Regions from separate parts of the Homo sapiens genome. Here region 1 is linked to region 2. A link is a contact called in ENCODE Hi-C or POLR2A ChIA-PET data. All regions are on one chromosome and are shown on one strand. The core of a region is the stretch at or near the end of the contact, and the rest is flanking DNA. Distances in the headings are between cores, read along the strand shown. Region 1 overlaps PPP3R1 (protein phosphatase 3 regulatory subunit B, alpha). Region 2 has its middle 36 kb from the start of DNAAF10.

What was found. Hi-C counts contacts between places; a loop is a spot of excess contacts on that map. ChIA-PET counts read pairs that join two places held with the same protein, here RNA polymerase II (POLR2A). Pooled maps may share reads with other maps.
Region 1: a map with no recorded cell type shows a loop between it and region 2 (7-fold over the local background). The contact joins two enhancer-like sites. A Hi-C loop is called at or near these places in 8 of 168 maps with a recorded cell type or tissue (CD4-positive, alpha-beta T cell, HL-60/S4, Right ventricle myocardium inferior and 5 more), 9 of 37 single-sample maps with no recorded cell type and 9 of 50 pooled maps. POLR2A ChIA-PET finds 5 or more read pairs at or near these places in 6 of 52 experiments (GM12878, T-cell, activated B cell and 2 more).

What each region holds. Positions count from the first base shown.
Region 1 is chr2:68,200,292-68,207,133 of GRCh38, forward strand. The region is part of intron 2 of PPP3R1 (protein phosphatase 3 regulatory subunit B, alpha); the gene reads right to left. Among named protein-coding and RNA genes, the nearest start is that of PNO1, 46 kb to the left of the region's middle. RefSeq lists an enhancer at 5,277-5,777. Within about 2 kb of position 3,405, at least 4 of the 41 ENCODE cell types and tissues checked have a DNase peak (open chromatin) inside an H3K27ac peak, as active enhancers do.
Region 2 is chr2:68,117,872-68,124,805 of GRCh38, forward strand. It overlaps the pseudogene PPIAP64. Among named protein-coding and RNA genes, the nearest start is that of DNAAF10, 36 kb to the right of the region's middle. RefSeq lists enhancers at 3,068-3,227, 3,458-3,627, 3,638-3,717, 4,566-4,860. Within about 2 kb of position 3,445, at least 4 of the 41 ENCODE cell types and tissues checked have a DNase peak (open chromatin) inside an H3K27ac peak, as active enhancers do.

The DNA of each region.
Region 1 (6,842 bases), core at 2,155-4,654, 82 kb after region 2:
CTAGATTGCTCCTTCAAAATATAAATACCACATACCACTGACTTCCTCCTTATATAAAAAATGACTAAAAATGACCAACACACTAGAACTCATTCACCCAATGGCGTCCAAAGATGTCACAAAAGAAGCTGAACATTTATAACAATCCTAAAAATACATTCTTAGAATTATTTTCAGTGCTCAGTGAGCTTCACGAGAAAATCTAGCATAGAAAAGCCATGTAACGTAAGCAGTCACAAGAAACCTTGAAGATGACAAACTCAAGATGAGGAAACAAACCCAAGGAGTGAGGTAAGCTGCTCGATGTTATAAAGCTTGATGACAAAGTGAGGTGACTGGGATTTCTTGAAATACTTTCTGATCTAATTTCTTTTCCTATGTTAGTTCCATCTGAAGAGTCAGCAAGGAGCCTTAGGCATCATTTCTATTCCCCCAACCTGCATTTCTGGGCTAAATGTGGAGAAAAGAGAATAAGAGTCTTCCCACTCTAGATTGATAAAAATCAGACCATGTTTTACTAAGACGTCCTTTCTAACCCTTCTCTCAACATGTATATTACCGTTTTTCCTACTGAAGGCCTGTGTATTATTGTTTTTCTCCTTTTGGTTTATCCACATTATGGTTCAAATCAATACAGGCAGTAAGTTAATGAAAAGCATGTATTCATAATATGATACAAATATACCTTCAAGTATTCTGTTATTAATAACCCTGCTTAAAGATATACTGTTTATTTTTTTAAACTAAAATGTATACTGCTTAGTTCAATGATACATCTTATTCAAAAGATCTGGCTCCTAAAGCATTTCTTTTTTCTATATATTAAGTCCAATCCCATCCCATTACATCACATTTTCCAGATCTTCCTCTTATTTTATCTACTGTTCCTATGTGATGTTGCATTTGAATGTTAGCTGCACCTTTCTTTAGCTTTGTACCACACTCCACTCCCCACCCTATTTTCCTTTAAAAAAAATTATATTTCCACAAAAGAATGCATATTTAAGAGTCTTCTTTTACTTTCAGCCTCCATTATTCAAGACTTACTTACACGTATGGCTCCTCCAAAGCTTAATGTGGTTTACTGCCAAGAATGTCATACTGCATCCCCCAGTTTCTTTTTTTTCTCTCGTTGACTTTTATCTTAACATTAAAAAATTCCACCACATAATTCATATAACGGCTTTTACTTTCTTCTTGAAGACATTCTTCACAGACAACTCTGCCATTTCGTTCTAATTTGAACCAACTGCTTTCTAGGCCTATGGCATAGTTGTTATCCTGAGATTTTCACTGGTGTGTTAGTTAGGAATTCCGTTTCTGGGGTCTCATTTCATCCTCTTTCTTGAACTTCTATTTCATTTTGCTAGGTACATATTCAAGAACTCGTTTAAGTTAACCTTCCCAAGTCCTTAAATTTCTGAAAATGTCTTTTTTTGTTCTCACATTTGAGTGATCATTTGGCTGTTATCAAATTCTGGATTAGAAACTCCGAACTTTGAATGTATTACTCCACTGCCTTCTACCAACTACTGCTGCTGTGAAGAAGTCCAATGCCAGCGGACTCCTATTCTTTTTAGGTAACAACTTCTATGTCTGGAGGCTTTTAGGGTTTTTTTACTCTTGAAATTTTAAAATTACAAAAGTTGAAACTAAACATAGATGTTCTTTCATCTAATCTTGGCAATCAGAATGCTTTTAAACAAAAGATTCAATTTTTCAAGAAAGAGAAATTTCTCCTTTTATTTCACTGATTATTTCCCCTTCTATGTTATCTAATACAGCTCCTGAAATTTCTTTCAGTCAGACGCTATCACTCTGTGTTCTCCAAATCATTCTTTCCTTGCACATTTTTCCATATCTTTTATCTTTTGCTCTAACATTCTGAGAAAGATTCAAGAAGTTTTATTTTTGTTACGCAGATAGCTAGACTTTTTCACTAGCTAAAGTAACTGATTTCTTCAAATTACTCAAATTTGTGCTAGATAACGAGATTACTATATGTCATGAACCTCATTACCGAAACTACAAATTTCTTAGTGCTGCCACAATACCAAAATTTGACAGTGTGGATAAAGCAAATAAAGCCAGTCCTTCCTTTTCTTTTTTCGTTTTTTGTTGTTGTTGTTGTTGTTGTTGTTGTTGTTTTTTGAGATGGAGTCTCGCTCTGTCTCCCACGCTGGAGTGCAATGACACAGACTCGGCTCACTGCAACCTCTGCCTCCTGGGTTCAAGTGATTCTCCTGTCTCAGCCTTCCAAGTAGCTGGGATTACGGGCACCCACAACCATGCCCGGCTAATTTTTCTATTTTTAGTAGAGACGAGGTTTCACCATGTTGGCCAGGCTGGTCACGAACTCCCGACCTCAGGTGATCCACTTGCCTCGGTCTCCCAAAGTGCTGGGATTACAGGTGTAAGCCACTGTGCCCGGCCAGTCCTTTACTTGAGACTACTTGTTTAAAAACTTGAAATATTTAATATATACTAGAGAGTTCAGGGAATTTTTTTTTTTTTTTTTTTTTTTTTTTTGAGACGGAGTCTCGCTCTGTCGCCCAGGCTGGAGTGCAGTGGCATGATCTCAGCTCACTGCAAGCTTCGCCTCCCAGGTTCACGCCATTCTCCTGCCTCAGCCTCCCGAGTAGCTGGGACTACAGGCACCCACCACCATACCCGGCTAATTTGAATCCAGGGATTATTAAAAACCGTCTGTAACACTAAAACAAGGTAACCCAAACTATTTAAGTTCATGTACTATACTTAAGAAAATCCTTTGTTCTTCTCGTCATTACTTAATTCTAATGCTTTACTGAGAGCAAGCAAAGCATAAGTAATTCTCAGTGACTAGGTGAATTAAATCAGAATTGAGATCACTAAATTACCAAGTAAATGATAAATGACAGCTGGTAAACTGTCTAAGAAACATTAACTGTATAATAAATTTATGAAGATGTTAATGTAAAGCAACAACTGCACAAGTCAATTTCAAAATTAACGGCATACAATGTTTTAACAATAAATGGCATTTTAGGGCCAGGCACAGTGGCTCACACCTGTAATCCCACCACTTTGGGAGGCCAAGGCGGGTGGATCACCTGAGGTCAGGAGTTCAACACCAGCCTGACCAACATGGTGAAACCTTGTCTCTAATACAAATACAAAATTAACCAGGTGTGGTGGCACATGCTTGTAATCCCAGCTACTCGGGAGGCTGAGGCAGGTGAATAGCTTGAACCCAGGAGGCAGAGGTTGCAGTGTGCCGAGATCGCGCCATTGCACTCCAGCCTGGGCAACAAGAAAGAAACTCTGTCTCAAAAAAAAAAAAATGCTGAAATGAAAGAGGAAATCAAATTAACTACAGATAACCTTTTTCTCTGAAAACACTGTTTTCAAAACAGCAAACCTCCCTGAGACGAATGTGATTAAGAGCAGACATTAACAGCAAAGTTATTATCCTTAAACTTTCACATCACCTGTAAATACTCAAACCAGAAACAAAACTGCCTGAATGTGAAACTGTTTACTAAAAACAGAAACAGCGTTCTAACGGCTAGAAGGGTTTCTACTGGCAGTTCATTATGCAAAAGGAGAGGTTCCTTCAGAGTCTGCCAAGCTCTTCTTAGGGGACCTTCTAACAAAAGAGAGATGAGACATCTTTTTAGATAAAAGATTTAATCTTTCACCTACATTTAGTCTACAAAACAGCCCTTGTGTTTACTAATTTTATCTAAACCACTCAGAATTACACTGGCTTTATCAAAAATTAGCTGAATCTGATTTTCCACTCTTACTTTCAATTGTGCCCCAATCTAGTCTTCTGCTTAAATTATCTAAGGTAGTATCTTGCACTCAGTCACTTTTCCAAAGTTATCATGCCAAGTTAGAACTAAGGCTTCCACTTTGAGCAAATCACCTCAACAGAGTATACATTTCCTAGTCCAGAGAGGTTAGCCAACAGACAGAAATAAAGTCACAACGGCCTAGAATAAATTCAATAAAAATCCAACACTGAATTGAATGACATATACATATATATACACACACACACTATATATATATATTCTGATATATATATATCAGAATACCTATGTCTTAGACAAATCTAGTCTTGCCTAGAATTATTCATGTAGACAATTATAACATTAATTTTGTAAGATTTACTGAAGACAGACTATATAATACTATGATTAAAAATATTGACTATGAAACATGATGGCCTAAGATCAAATCATGGCTTTGTTACTTCACCTGCTGTGTGACTTAAGCCAGTTATTTAAAGTCTCTTTGCTTCTATTTCCTCATCTGTACAATGGGGAAAGTAATTGTGCCCCTCTCCTGAGGCTAATATGAGAATTAAAAGAATTAATGTATGTAAAACGCTTAGAATAATTCCTGGGACATGGTAAGCACCATACCATTATGGATTGTTATTATTTATGAAAACAAATGGGGTGACTAGTAACTACCAGGTTTTCCCAAAGGTATACAGCCTTTAAAATTATCCAACGAGTTGTCTATGTAATCCAGCTCTGAGCTCTTGCTAGCTAATTCAGTCAACCAATTATTTACTCAGCATCTGCTTTATGCCAGGCATTATGCTTCCACTGTCAAAGTCCCAATTCTTTTACTGGTGAAAATTAGTTTGAACAGCCACTTATTATTAAAGTTTACAGTCTGCATGCCATTCTGAATTGTAATTAAATAATTATTTCTTATTGATTTTATTCTTGGTTACTTCCTTCTCCCCTTTTCCATTTATTTAAAAAGCCCCAACTTTTCAATAATAGAAAATTTCAAACACACACAAAGTTTGAAAAAAGAGTATAATGAATTCTATATGCTCATCATCCAGTTTCAACCATTAAACATAAGAAAAATGTTATCTATATCCCACCCCAGTTATTTCAGAGCAAATCCCAGACATATCATTTCCTTGTAAGTAATCAGTATTATCTTTTTTTTTTTTTTTTTTTGAAACGGCGTTTCACTCGTTGCCCAGGCTGCAGTGCAATGGCGCAATCTCAGCTCACTGCCACCTCTGCCTCCCGGGTTCAAGCAATTCTCCTGCCTCAGCCTCCCAAGTAGCTGGGTTTACAGGCATGCACCACCATGCCCTGCTAACTTTTTACATTTTTAGTAGAGATGGGGTTTCACCATGTCAGTCAGGCTGGTCTCGAACTCAGGTGATCCACCCACCTCGGCCTCCCAAAGTGCTGGGATTACAGGGGTGAGCCACTGCACCTAGCCTAAACAGTATTATCTCTAAAAGATAAAAACTCTTTAACACATCATAACATTATCACACCTAAAAATTAATTATTTGGTATCAAATAATCAGTGTTCAAATTTCCCCAAAGGTCACAAGTGATTTTGTAGATTTTTTAAATCAATCCAGATGTGGCAATTAGACAATGTGTTGATAAAATGAAGATGACCTTGATAGCAGTGTCCGTGGAGTTATAGCAGCCGAAAGCCAGATTGCAGTAGACCAAGAAATTAGCAGAAATAAGGAAATAAAGGTGATTGTGTAGGCTCTTCTTTTTTTTTTGAGAGGGGGTTTCGCTCTTGTTGCCCAGGCTGGAGTGCAATGGCGCGATCTCGGCTCACAGCAACCTCCACCTCCTGGGTTCAAGCCATTCTCCTGCCTCAGCCACCTGAGTAGCTGGGATTTAGGGATGCGCCACCACACTCGGCTAATTTTGTATTTTTAGTAGAGACGGGGTTTCTCCATGTTGGTCAGGCTGGTCTTGAACTCCGGACCTCAGGTGATCCGCCCGCCTCGGCCTCCCAAAGTGCTGGGATTACAGGCGTGAGCCACCGCGCCCGGCGGCTCTTAAAAGGTTCAAATACGTGAAAGAACAGAGAGAAACTTCCAGGTACATGCAGGATCAAAATCAAAGAGAAGTCGACTGTGTTATAAACTGAAGAGAGGAAGAAGCTGAAGACATATGGGAAAATAAAGAGAAACTTAACAAAGTAAGATCCTAGAGATGAGATAGCACAAGATCAAAAGCACAGGGGAAGGGCTAACCATGAAAAAGGGAGGCCTGATACTGAAGGAAAGGAGGTTAAGATTAAATGTGAGATCAGACAAGTTTCTCTTGTGGCAGGCAGAGGTGAGGGGGGAGGCCAACACTTAAATCATCCCCAAGTTTTCTCAGTCCCTAGTTTTCTCAAGCATTAGGAGCAAAATCATTTATTAAAACCAGGTAATGCAGGCAAGTTTGGGTAGAATGCTGATGATGTCGGTAACATATAAGGAGACTGAGAGAAATAACTACACAGGTCAAAGAATTAATCCACATTCTAATCCTACACAGCTTTCAAATGTCACCCCTTCCAGGAGGCTTTTCTTAATTTCCTTAACCAAAGGTCATTTTTCCTCCTTGGAACCTGTGTTTTTATTTCTCGTAATAGTTTACCCATACTGTAATAATCTATGTATTTCCCTTTTTCCCAGTGGCTAATCCATAAGTACTTGGTAGGTGCTTACTTATCTGTGTGGCACAGGAAAGAATACAGTATGTTACAGCATATAATTTAGAGTCCTGTTAAACTTTTTTAAAAAGTAGCACAACTACACTGAAAGAAGAAAAGCTGAGAGGACACTGTGGCTGGGGCAATTAAATAAGGACAAACAGAGAACACTGGCTTGAGCTAGGTATGGAAGGGATGAGAAGGCATGACAGGAATTAACCTAAATAGGGAAGTATAAATAGTGAAGTGTGTCAAGGACTGATTTCAACAATCTTATAATATGAAAGCACTATTCACAGATAAAACTAAGCTCTTCCAATAGTAAAGAGGTTTTGGGAAAAAAAAAAGCAAAAAAAAAAAATTACTAC
Region 2 (6,934 bases), core at 2,195-4,694:
CCAGCCTCGCCAACATGGTGAAACCCCGTCTCTACTAAAAATACAAAAATTAGCTGGGCATGGTGGCGTGTGCCTGTAATCCCAGCTACTCAGGAGGCTGAGGCAGGAGAATTGCTTGAACTGGGACCCAGACCCGGGAGAAGGAGGTTGCAGTGAGCTGAGATTGTGCCACTGCACCACTCCAGCCTGTGCTACAGAGCAAGACTCTGTCTCAAAATAAATAAATAAATAAATAAATAAATAAATAAATAAATAAATAAATAAAAAAACAGAAAAAACAATATAGACATTGACATAGAAAAGAGATTTAATGTTAAGAAAACAACTTTATATTAACTGAGTACATCCTCCTGATGAGAAGTACTATAGTAAATATAAACCCATTATGTTATTAAAAAAAAAAAGAAAAGAAAGAGGCCGGGTGCGGTGGCTCACATCTGTAATCTCAGCACTTTGGGAGGCTGAGGTGGGCAGATCACTTGAGGTCAGGAGTTCAAGACCAGCCTGGCCAACATGATGAAACCCTGTCTCTACTAAAAATACAAAAATTAGCCAGGGGTGCTGGCACGTGCCTGTAATCACAGCTACTTGGGAGGCTGAGGCAGGAGAATTGCTTGAACCTGGGAGGCAGAGGTTGCAGTGAGCCAAGATGGTGCCATTGCATTCCAGCCTGGGCAAAGAAGGGAGACTATCTAAAAAAAAAAAAAAGGAAAAAGAAAGAAAGAAATCCCTAGTGCTTTGCTTCTCTAATTGATCTCTGTCTAATTTACTACCCTAAATCTTCCTAAGAGTCCTCTTTCATATAAGTTATTCAGAGTCTATTTCTGTTGCTTGCAGCCAAAAAATTCCAAACTGTAGACACTGCATAATATATAAGAAAATATTTGCAAATTATAAAGCACCACATACACGCATGTCCAATTACATTTGTTAGTATAGACCATGCTGGAAAGATGAAGTCTTGGATCAGACAGACAGATTCAAAACCGAATTCTGCTGGGTAATATTTGCATGTCTTTGGACAAAGTTACTTACTTTCACTGAGCCTGTTTCCCCTCTGTAAAAATTTTTAGAAGTTAGCAGCTAGTAGTTAGGATTAGGTCTCTGCTGTGGTTTAGATATGGTTGGTTTGTCACCACCAAAGCTCATGTTGCAATTTGAGCCCCGATGTGGTGCTCTTGGGGCACGGGGTCTAGTGGGAAGTGTTTGGGTGATAGCGGTGGATCCCTCATAAATGGCTTGGTGCTGTTCTCCCAGTAGTGAGCTCTGTCTCTTGTGAGACTGAATTAGTTCTCGTGGGGATGGATTCATTCCCGAGAGTGGGTTGTTATAAAGTCAGACGCCCTTCGGCTTTCCCTCTCTTCTCACATGTCTGCTTCCCCTCTGACGTTCTCCACCATCTTGTGAGGCAGCATGAGTGAGGGACCTCACCAGAAGCCGGGGCTGTGCCCTTGAACTTCTCAGCCTGCAGCACTGTGAGCTAAATAAGCGTCTTTCTTTTATAAATTACCCAGCCTCAGGTATTCTTTTATAGCATCACAAAATGTACGAAGACATTCATTCATGAATACAAGGGAAAGCCCTAACCTCTTATTGGCTTAAACAAGAAACAAGTATTTTTGTCTATTGTCAAAGTCATCAAGGTAAACAGCCTAGGGCAGGTATGGTGGCTCCCAGATCACCAGGGCCAGACTCCTTATGCTTTTGTTTTTACCCCCTCTGGACGACAGGCCCATCCTCATGCTCCACAGTGTCCACACCTTGCTGATAGGGAGACTGGGAGATACAGTCTTTATTATGTGCTGTGATTAAAATGGGCTCCTGTTGTTGAGGCGGGAGGGGAGAGTGGGCATGGGGAGGCAACCTGCTGCTCTGCTGCCGTGGAGACGGTAACAGGCTGTGGCGAGAGTGTGTGGAAATCCCTTCCCCCTCCTCCCCTTTCAGGCTCCTGTGCTCTTTCCCTGTTCTCCCCAGCACCCTTCCCAATGCCAACATTCACTGTGACAACAGTTTGTAATAGGACTTTCATCCTTAAGTCCAAGTAGCAAAATGGATGAAAAAAGTGCTCTGACGACCTCCACTTATATACAAAAATGGTGAGGTTAAGAGTTTATTATCACGCCTGTAATCCCAGCACTTTGGGAGGCCAAGGCATGTGGATCACCTGAGGTTAGGAGTTCAAGACCAGCCTGGCCAACATGGTGAAACCCCATGTCTACTAAAAGTACAAAAATTAGCCAGACATGGTGGCTCACGCCTGTAATCCCAGCTACTCGGGAGGCTGAGGCAGGAGAATCGCTTGAACCTGGGTGGTGGAGGTTGCAGTGAGCCGAGATCATGCCAGTGCACTCCAGCCTGGGCAACAGAGTGACTCCATCTCAAAACAACAACAACAACAAACTATAGTATTTACCCCAGAGTTTTGTGGTGGGGATTTAAAAATACAACATGAGAGAAACAATATAGTAAGCACTCCACAAATATTAGCAGCTATTATTATTATTGTCAACATTATCATCTTTATAAATGTGATCCTGATCAAGACTCTAGAGACAGGCCACTGGTTTCCCTCCAAGTTTACTCCTCATTCACTGTCTTTCTTTCTTTCTTTTTTTTTTTTTTTGGAGATGGAGTCTCACTCTGTCACCCAGGCTGGAGTGCAGTGGCGTGATCTCAGCTCACTGCAACCTCTGCCTCCCAGGTTCAAGCGATTCTCCTGCCTCAGCCTCCTAAGTAGCTGGGACTACAGGTGCATGCCACCACATGCAGCTAATTTTTTGTATTTTAATAGAGATGGGGTTTCACCATGTTGGCCAGGCTGGTCTCAAACTTCTGGCCTCAATTGATCCACCTGCCTTGGCCTCCCAAAGTGATGGGATTACAGGTGTGAGCCACCTCGCCTGGCATATACTGCTTTCTTTAGCTTCCATAGCCTCAACCGAGAGCAAGAGAATAAGGCTTCTGACATTCTTCCTAGGAAGCTTTACGGAACAGATTGGAAAATTCACAACAAGCCCTAAGTGGCCCATAGTGGATTAGTGGGGACTGTGGCCGTCAGGACTCCCCCTTAGCTGAGGCTTCTGTGTCTTCTGTGTCTGCTTTCTTAGGGCCCTTTAGCCTGTGAGCTCTTAGGAATGCAGGAAGACCCTCTCTTTCCCCCTGGGTGGTAACAAAATTTCCCCTGGTCCATCATTCCTGAGCCCTAGTTCAGTCTGTGTGCGGCCAGGTCAGCGCTCAATAGGGTTCCAAACCTGTTGGCTGCAAGCACAGACTCCCTCTGAGTGTGAATGTTATCTCTCACCAGATGAGGGATGTGCTCAGCCCAGATCAAACACTTGTTTATCTACAGGGTGGTGAGAGCCAAAACTCTGCTTCTGTTTCTCCCTGGTGGTTTATTTGCTTACCCTTATCACCTCTGAGCAGTGGTGTTGTTTGCATAGAGTTCTCGGTTTCTGGCATGTTAAATTTAGAGGTACCCCAGGCTTCTCGGAGGGATCAGAGTGTTGAGCAACTCCTCAGGGAGGTGCAGGAGAATATCACTGGATGAGGGGTCAGGAGATGAGGGCCTGGGTCTGTCTTCAAATGCAGAAATTGAGTGCAGAGGTCTCAAAGGCCTCTTCTGGCACTGACGTTCTGACTGGCCATGAAAGCCTTGGGTGTCATAAAGAAGAAAAGTTGAAGACTTAAAAGGAGGAAGTGTGAGTGTCTTCAGCCTCCGGTGTGAGGGAGAACTGTGAGTCTCTTTTGACCACAGTTTATTTTGTGTTGCTTCTTTTAGCTGCATGGTCCATACGCCAAAGGTGGGCAGGTGGAGGGCTGCTACTCACTAACTTGGTAGTGCAGAAATGGCTTTTAAAAACAGTGGCTATATGGCTGCGCACGGTGGTTCATGCCTGTAATCCCAGCACTTTGGGAGGCCGAGGCAGGCGGATCACTCGAGGTCAGGAGTTCGAGACCAGCCTGATCAACATGGAGAAACCCCGTCTCTACTAAAAATACAAAAATTAGCCGGGCGTGGTGGTGGGCGCCTGTAATCTCAGCTACTTGGGAGGCTGAGTCAGGAGAATCGCTTGAACCCAGGAGGCGGAGGTTGCAGTGAGCTGAGATCGTGCCATTGCACTCCAGCCTGGGCAACAAGAGCAAAACTCTGTCTCAAACAAAACAAAACAAAACAAAACATTGGATCTGGTGCAAAGAAGATGGAGAGAAATTCTAGAATTCCTGCAGGAAGTTAAGTGATGGTATAAAGAAGTCCTTACTCTGAGAAATGCTTCGTTAAAATCAGAATTTACAGAATAAACGGTTGGTAGGAGATAGAGGCATGTACTATTTACTTTACAAAATAATTCCTCACTTTATAAAAAGCCAAATATTTTCTCTTGGAAGTTAGCCTTGTGATGCTACCAGTAAGACTGAATCTATAATAAAGCTAATGATCCAACTTTTGGTTAAAAAACCCATTCTGTAAAAAGAAGCATAGGCATGCTATGCAGTGTTGTTATATACAAAGTGGGTTTTCTTCATAAACACAATCACATTTTTGGAAGACATTTCTGTAAGATAATGTCTTTCTCAAGGTCCAGTTTGGCTTGCGTGCCTCCTGGGAATTAAACAGGATAGATTTTTCCAGCTGCATTTGAAAGACAAATTCCGTTTCCTTGTGTTGAAAGGTCTGCAATGCCCACATCTCCCACAAGGGGGCAGCGCACCACTGGGTCTTCAGGTACAAGGACGGCCTGGGATTCGGAACGTGCGGCTGAGGGGCCTCCTTCCCAGGGGAAGAAAATCCACTGAAAGTCGTGAAGAGGCGGACCTTATGTACCACGACATAATTGAATTTCATATCTCACGAACCCTGCGTATTTGCCAGAAACTTTCGGGCTGTTCTCATTCAGAAAAGGATGAAATCATTTTGTGTGTTGGATAGTCCTTAGACATTCCCAGAAAAAAAATTATTTTTCATGTATATATGCAAAGTGTATCCAGCTAAATCACAAGCAAAAGTGACTTTAAGCAGGTACCAAGACACGCCGGATCATAAAGACACTGTTCTCCCTTCAAGTTCCTTTGGTGAGTTTATGGACACGCATGAGGTAAGCTGCGCCGTTCATGTTCTACTGCGCGTGACTTTGTACTGCCCCTGAGTGGAAAAGGTATTTGGGATTCGAAAGAAGTTATTATTAAGTACAAACAAATTCCCAAGAAAAGAAATGTAGTATGAAGATCAATTTGAGTGTGTAGGGGGAGTTTTCCTTTCCTGTTTTTGTACTGGGCTGGGCTTGCATTGGTGCACATAAAGGATAATAAAAGTAACTTAAAAAACCAAGGGATTCCATGGTGTCTGGTTTACAAGAGCTGATGGAGAAGATACAATTGCCAAAAGGGAGTATTGGGTGCCAAGACCCAGATCTGGCCTAAGGAAGCACGCATTGGTAGCGCCCTAGTTTTCACCTCATGGGAGGACGCAGCCAGGGAGGCCGTGCTTGACGGCTCTGTCAGGGCGGCAGAATCCAGTTACACCTCCCAACATCCATTTCCCTACTTCCTCAGGACCAGAACTCCCAAATGGTAGCCGGGTATAACACTGCACACAATCAGGTTTATGCTTCTCGGTCTCACTGTGATAGGTGAGACCGAGACACAGGACCAAATCATCACCAATGGATACAAGCAAAAGTGCTCTTCAAAGTGCAAGATGTTCTTTTTCTTACTTTTCCTACTTTTCTGATGTCTGGAATGTGGATGTGATGGTTCAACTGGAACAGGCACACTGGATAATGCGTAATCTTTATTTTGGGTTTTCAGTTACCCGCAGCTGAACCTAACCCTAATCAACAACAATGCCTTCAAAAAACAGGCCAGAGGTTAAGATGGACTTTTTTTTCCTAATTACTTGTTTTATCATTATTTTATCATTTTAATCACCCACCAACATTTGCTTTTATTTATTTATTTATTTTTGAGACAGGGTCTCTCATTTTCCCCAGGCTGGAGTGCAGTAACACAGTCACCACTCACTGCAGCTTCAACCTCCTTGGCTCAAGTGATCCTCCTGCCTCAGCCTCCCAAGCAGCTGGGACTATAAGCTGTGCTACCACACCCAGCTAATTTAAAAAAAAAATTTTCTGTAGAGACAGTGTCTCACTATGTTGCCCAGGCTGGTCTTGAACTCCTGGCCTCCCAAAGTGCTAGGATTACAAGCGTAAGCCACTGCGCCTGGCCCAACATTTATTAAATGTTGTATTAAGGGGCCAGGGGCAGTGGCTCATGCCTATAATCCCAGCACTTTGGGAGGCCGAGGCAGGCAGATCACTTGAGGTGAGGAGTTTGAGACCAGCCTGGCCAACATGGCGAAACCCCATCCCTACTAAAAATAAAAAAAATTAACTGCGCGTGGTGGCACATGCCTGTAATCCCAGCTACTTGGGAGGCTGAGGTGGGAGAAGTGCTTGAACCCAGGAGGCGGAGGTTACAGTGAGCCAAGATCACGCCACTGCACTCTTCCTGGGTGACAGAGCAAGACTCAGTCTCAATTAAAATAAAAAAGTGTTGTATAAAGGGTATTGCTGAGTGATCTGGTTTTAAGTTGGCTTAGGGATAGAGTTGGATCAGAACACCATAAGCAAAGTTCAGTTGTTAAAGAATCCTTCATAAAATTCCTCCACCATGACTGTATAAATGCAGCTGTACTTGGTCACAGCCCTTTTACCTAGAATCTCATGCTTCAAGTTAAAAACACAAAGTCAAAATCCTGTTCCTTCATTCAAGCTTGATGTTTGATGTAAAATATACAAAACCTATGGACAACTGCATTAATGGCCATGCACTGTGAGGATAATCTGCATCTGCTTTCACTGTGCTGTCCTGATTAATAACCATTTTTCTGGTTCTGGGGTTGAGGACAAGGGTTTAGCCTCTAGATCCCTACACAGTA